Linked DNA regions of Homo sapiens: region 2 is linked to region 1. A link is a contact called in ENCODE Hi-C or POLR2A ChIA-PET data. All regions are on one chromosome and are shown on one strand. The core of a region is the stretch at or near the end of the contact, and the rest is flanking DNA. Distances in the headings are between cores, read along the strand shown.

Evidence for each region. Hi-C counts contacts between places; a loop is a spot of excess contacts on that map. ChIA-PET counts read pairs that join two places held with the same protein, here RNA polymerase II (POLR2A). Pooled maps may share reads with other maps.
Region 2: a loop to region 1 is called in a pooled map, with 5 times the contacts of the local background. The contact joins two enhancer-like sites. A Hi-C loop is called at or near these places in 7 of 50 pooled maps. POLR2A ChIA-PET finds 5 or more read pairs at or near these places in 3 of 52 experiments (WTC11, activated CD4-positive, alpha-beta T cell and activated naive CD4-positive, alpha-beta T cell).

Annotation. Positions count from the first base shown.
Region 1 is chr15:85,406,812-85,410,133 of GRCh38, reverse strand. The region is part of intron 1 of AKAP13 (A-kinase anchoring protein 13); the gene reads right to left. Among named protein-coding and RNA genes, the nearest start is that of AKAP13, 28 kb to the right of the region's middle. Within about 2 kb of position 1,718, at least 15 of the 41 ENCODE cell types and tissues checked have a DNase peak (open chromatin) inside an H3K27ac peak, as active enhancers do.
Region 2 is chr15:85,644,929-85,648,250 of GRCh38, reverse strand. It overlaps AKAP13 (A-kinase anchoring protein 13), which reads right to left. Exons shown (of 37, transcript NM_007200.5): 10 at 2,297-2,433. Among named protein-coding and RNA genes, the nearest start is that of LINC02883, 110 kb to the left of the region's middle. Within about 2 kb of position 1,615, at least 4 of the 41 ENCODE cell types and tissues checked have a DNase peak (open chromatin) inside an H3K27ac peak, as active enhancers do.

The sequences.
Region 1 (3,322 bases), core at 469-2,968:
ATACTAGGTCATAAATCATACCTAGAAAGGAAAATTCCAGAAAAAGTGAATACCAACCCTTTTTCAAATTATAAAATTATATCATACTCCTCTAAAGGAAAATGGAGGAAACTAATTTCTTCATTTGAGCTCAGTAAAGTTACTATAAAAGCAACAACCTCCCTTATAATTTAAGGTTCATTAAAAAACTACTAGCTGCATCAGGCCAGGCGCGGTGTCTCACGCCTGTAATCCCAGCACTTTGGGAGGCCGAGGCGGACGGATCATGAGGTCAGGATATAGAGACCATCCTGGCTAACACGGTGAAACCCCGTCTCTACTAAAAATACAAGAAAATTAGCAGGGTGTGGTGGTGGGCGCCTGCAGTCCCAGCTACTCGGGAGGCTGACGCAGGAGAATGGCGTGTACCCAGGAGGCGGAGCTTGCAGTGAGCCGAGATCGCACCGCTGCACTCCAGCCTGGGCGACAGACAAAGCGAGACTCTGTCTCAAAAAAAAAAAAAAAAAACTACTACTAGCTGCATCAAAGAATATAATCAACAGAGTGAAAAGGCAACCCACAGAATGGGAGAAAATTCTAGCAACTCTTATTTAATAAGAGATTAATATTTAGAATACATAAATAATTCCTACAACCAATTTAAAAAAAGGGTAATGGACCTGATAGGGTGGCTCATACCTGTAATCCCAGCACTTTGGGAGGCCGAGGCAGGCAGATCACCTGAGGTCAAGAGTTCGAGACCAGCCTAGACAACATGATGAAACCCTGTCTCCACTAAAAATACAAAAAATTAGCTGGGTGTGGTGGTGCACTCTTTCATCCCAGCTACTCAGGAGGCTGAGGCAGGAGAATCGCTTGAACCTGGGAGGCAGAGGTTCCAGTGAGCAGAGATCGTGCCTATGCACTCCAGGCTAGGCGACGAGTGAAACTCCATCTCAAAAAAATAATTAAATTAAAATAAAATAAAAATGAAAAACAGGCAAAGGATTTGAACAAATATTTCTCCAAAAAAGATATACAAATAGCCAATAACCACATAAAAAGATGCTCACATCACTAACTACTAGAAAAATGCAAATCAAAACCACAATGAGATATCACTTCACACACTATAAGATGACTACTGTCACAAAAACAGAAAATAACAAGTGTTGGTGAGGGTACAGAGAAACTGGAACACTTGTGCACTGCTGTTAGAAATGTAAAATGGTACAGCCACTATGGAAAACAGTATGGCAGCTCCTCAAAAAATTAAAAATAGAATTACCATATGATCCAGCAAGTCCACCTCTGGGTACATACGCCAAAGAACTGAAAGCAGGGACTTCGAAAGATGTCTGTACACCCATGGTCAAAGCAACATTATTCACAATAACCCATATGTGGAAACAACTCTAGTGTCCATTGGTGGATGAATGGATAAACAAAATGTGGTATATACATACAATGGAATATTATTCTGCCTTAAAAAGGAAATACATTCTGACACATGCTACCACATGGATGAATTCTAATGACATTGTGCTAAGTGAAGTAAGCCAGTCACAAGAACGCAGACTGTGTGGTATCATTTACATATAGTACCCAGAATAGTCAAATCCATAGAAACAGGAAGTAGAAAAGTATTTGCCAGGGACACGGAGGAGAGAGAAATAGAAAGTTATTGTTTCATGGGTACAAAATTTCCGTTCCGCAACATGAAAAGAGTCATGGAAATGGACAGTGGTGATGACTGCACGACAATGTGAAAGAGCTAAATGCCACTGCCTCTGCACTTAAAAATGATTAAGACGGTAAATGGTTAAGATGGTAAATTTTATGGTATGTGTGTTTACCACAATTAACATTTTTTAATATTCTTAAAATATCAATTACTGGCATGCAGTAAGCAGTTGGTACTTTCTAGATGAATAAATGGACTCTAAAATAGATTGTGGGCAAAATCAAGAACCACTTTGAATGAGGTAATCTAAGCCAAATGTAAACATTACCACTTCCAGGAAGCCAACTCCTCTCCCATGCCAGAATGAATCATGCCCCTCAGTGCACTCTCATTCACCCAGCAGCCTGTGCTAGAAATTCCCAGTTATTCTGGACAACTACCACCTCCTAATTCCCACCATCTACTCAACAAGTTTCATCCATTCAACTTTCAAAATGTCCATTAGATCTGCTGGCTCCCTTCCAACCTCACTGCATTCAAGCCCTCACAATCTGTCCAAAACTATGGTAATGGCCTCCTCTAACTTGTCTGAGAGGCAATGCTCCCTTCTCCCTCTGCCAAGCCACTATCCTCTACTGCTCACAGAATGAGGTATCCAAAACAAAACCAGACTATCCTCCCTTTTGCTTCAAGAGGACAAACTAAAAGACGCTTCCACCCACCCCATTTTGACTTTCTAACCTAATTCGGTGACCACACCCTATCCACACGAAATAATTCTACACCTCACTGCTCACTGAGTTCAAACACACCAAGCTCTTTGACGTCTGTTTCTTTGCACACAGTGTATCACAGCAGAACCATCATTCCATTCTTTCTCTCCTCAACCCAGGCCTGGCAAATTCCTACTCATGCTTTAAGACCCAGCACAGGCCGGGCACGATGGCTCATGCCTATAATCCCAGCACTTTGGGAGGCCAAGGCAGACAGATCACCTGAGGTCAGGAGTTGAAGAACAGCCTGGCCAACATGGTGAAACCCTGTCTCTACTAAAAATAAAAAAAATTTTAAAAAAATTAGCCAGGCATGGCAGCGCATGCCTGTAGTCTCAGCCACTCGGGAAGCTGAAACAGGAGAATCTCTTGAACCCAGGAGGCGGAGGTTGCAGTGAGCCCAGATCGCACCACTGCATTCCAGCCTGGGTGACAGAGCAAGACTCCGTCCCAAAAAAAAAAAAAAAGACCCAGCACACCCGTCCCATCCCTCATCCCTCATCTGTGTTCCTTAGAAGCCTGTATACCACAAAGTTGGTACTCTAACATTGTTACACAACAAATTTCCATATCTCTCACTATACCCCAATTATCTTTGCATTCCTAGTGGCTGGTGCACATTCCTTCTGCTTAAATATTTCTTCAATGAGCTTATACTACTTGTAACTAGCATAAAATATATTATTTCTGTTTTGTAAGTAGGACAAAAAATCCAGAGATCTTATCCTCCAGAGACATACTCTTTGTGGCCTAGGACTGTGCTTTACTCTCCCTTGGTTCTTTCAGGGCCTAGCCCATAATATGCTGTCTCATATTGTCTGCTGAAAGGAATTTCAAAATAGAACTACCCCTAGAAACCATCAAATTAGCTTTTATTATGCATTTT
Region 2 (3,322 bases), core at 366-2,865, 240 kb before region 1:
TTTAACAAATCTCTGTATATCCATGACCTAGTTTCAATGATTATCAATGATCCCATTTTAAAGCTGGAACTTAGAGATACTATCTAATCTGTTTATCTCAGTATGTTTTTAGCGACACATATCTTCAGAATGGTATTCCCCTTGCGGGGAACAGAATTCCTTACAATTAAAACCTCGAAAGTCGCAGTGGAAATTACCTAAATTCTGATATTATTAAAAAAAAAATAAAATAACATAAAACTATTGATTTCTCTTTTCCTAAGTAAAGAGAAAGGCAGATCTTCTAAATGTGGAGTTTTTTTTGTTTTGTTTTTTGTTTTTTTGAGATGGAGTCTCGCTCTGTCGCCCAGGCTGGAGTGCAGTGGCACAATCTCGGCTCACTGCAAGCTCCGCCTCCCGGGTTCACGCCATTCTCCTGCCTCAGCCTCCCGAGTAGCTGGGACTACAGGTGCCCGCCACCACTATTTTTAGTAGAGATGGGGTTTCACCGTGTTAGCCAGGATGGTCTCGATCTCCTGACCTCATGATCAGCCCGCCTCAGCCTCCCAAAGTACTGGGATTACAGGCGTGAGCCATTGCGCCCGGTCCTAAATGTGGAGTTTTTACTTCATAGAATTTTTTGTCAAGTCACTATGAGTGACAATGATAGAAATCCTTAAGTTTGCATCATATTAAATAAGTCTTTCCAAAGACCTTGGGAAGACAATGAGTTCAAAAAAAAAAAAGTCAGGGAAGGCCAAAAATGAAAGGAAGGCACACAGGGTACATTCACAGAGGCACTGATATGCTCCTGATTCCCAAATCTTTAGGTCTCTTTTCTTGTAACTTCTATTTTATTTTATTTTTACTTTTGAGATGGAGTTTCACTCCTGTTGCCCAGGCTGCAGTGCAGTGGTGTGATCTCAGCTCACTTCAGCCTTCACCTCCTGGGTTCAAGCAATTCTCCTGCTTCAGCCTCCAGAGTAGCTGAGGTTACAGGCACGCGCCACCATGCCCAGCTAATTTTTTTGTATTTTTAGTAGAGACGGGTTTTCACCATTTCCAGGCTGGTCTCGAACTCCTGACCTCAAGTGATCTACCCGCCTTGGCCTCCCAAAGTGCTGGGATTACATGCATGAGCCACCACACCCGGCCTATTCTTGTAACTTCTACACAGCATCATTCACCATCTTGGACAACCTAATCACCCACTAACACAACTGCTCTCACCACTTCTCCGAGCTCATTATAAAACTAGAAGGAACCGTGTTGGTAGATGCAACAGTGTTTCCGCCTCTTCACCTCCTTACCATTAAGAAAACCACTTGTGGCATATAATTGAGTAGCATTTGCCATCTCTGCTGTGGGGAAAGCCCTCTATTCTTCTCAGGTGAGCAAAACAGAACTTGCTGCCACTAGAAACAAATATAAGCAAAAGAAAGCAAACTACCCCCATTCCCCACCTCCCTTAGGCAGCCTCCAATTATATGCAAATGTGAGCTGATTCATGTGGAAGGGCTCTATTGCAGAGATCTAGAAAGTTCCAATTAGGCAGGCTAGATGAGGATGAGTGATATGACCACACTCAGCAGGAAGCTTCAGGCCTAAACACATTAACCAGAAATGACTCTACAGCTGGTTTATAAATATGACATCATATAGTCTGAGCTGCGGTCCTTGCTGCCCACTGAGAAGTGTTCACTGTCATCTGACTTAATTAATTCTAAAGGAACTTCCATTTCTTCTGACTCCCAAGTGAGCTTCAAAATCTGTATTTAACTGGCCACAATTTCACATTAAATAACTTTGGCCAATGCTTTTTTCTTTCCCTTTTTTTTGTTTTTGGAGACAGAGTCTCGCTCTGCCACCCAGGCTAGAGTTTAGTGGCGCGAACTTGACTCACTGCAACCTCCACCTCCTGGGTTCAAGTGAGCACGTCCAGCTAATTTTTATATTTTTAGTAGAGATGGGGTTTCACCATGTTGGCCAGGCTGGTCTCGAACTCCTGACCTCAAGGGGTCCGCCCACCTCAGCCTCCCAAAGTGTTGGGATTACAGGCGTGAGCCACCATGCCCAGCCCAGTGCCTTTTTCTAAACCCTGGTAATCTGGCGCTTCCTTCTCCAAAGAACATTTACATGCCTCTCAGAGTGAGTGAGGCCCTACAAGGCTAGCTGGATCACAACTTACTAGCAGGAGTTACATATTTAGGGAAACAGGAGAGCACAAGAGGGGGAAAAAGTTGGAAAAGAGTTTGGGAAGCCCAAATAGGAACACAAAAGCCGTGTGACAAAAATGAAAGGAAGGTCCACACAGTACCTTTGGGAAGATGATGCTGTCCATGTCATCACTGGGTGAGTGAAAGAGGTCAGAATCACTCCCAGATTCTCTTTTAAGTACACCTTGTTTTGAGGTACACTCTCTGCCCAGTCCAACATCCAGGAAGTTCTCACATTCTGAAAAAGAGAATTTATTCACCAATATTGAAAAAAAAAAAACAAAAAAACCAAAAAACAAAAAGAACCACTTCCTTTTCACCCCAGCAACCAGTCTTTTAAATCTCTCTCTCACTCTTTTCTCTTCCTTCCCTCCTTATTTCTTTTTTTCAAAATTAAGAAGCTATAAAAGGACACAGTCAAATTAGTAGCTCTGCTACTCCAATTCTAGGTTGAAATAGCTCCTACAGGACAATCATGCATCTGCCACGTTTATATTAGGTACAGAAAGATAAAAGGATGATTTAGAAGCATATTCTACTTCTATTTAGATACCTGAATGGTAATGCTTTCCTCATGGTAGTGAGGGCATTTTTTTTCTTTTGTCTTCAAAATCCAAAGTCTTTTACTAGCAACTATGTGATGGGGTTTGTTTTAAACTTATAGGTTCTACTGAGTAATAACAGAAATATAATTTAACTTTTCTTACCATAAATAGCTCTTAAATTGGGGGCATAATATGCCAAAGTGGAAAAATTTATCATTTAGAATGTTTTCGGTTCAATAACTAGAACAGGGACCCTGGCAAGCTAGAGGGAGGGGTCTGTGACAGAAATACTACCTTTGTACATTGAGGAAGCCTAAAAACTTAGTAGCTTGAAATAAGCAAGGTATTCTCTCTTATTAACTTTGCTTTTCTGTTTTGTGTTGTTTATTTTGAGACAAGTTCTCGTTCTGTTGCTCAGGCTGTACTACGGTGACATGATCTCAGCTCACTTCAACCTCCACCTCCTGGGCTCAAGCAATCCTCACACCTTAGCCTCCCAAGTAGCTGAGAATGCAGGCACACGCCACCAAGTCCAGTTTATTTTTTGTAAAGATGGGGTTTTGGCATGTTGCCCAGGCTATT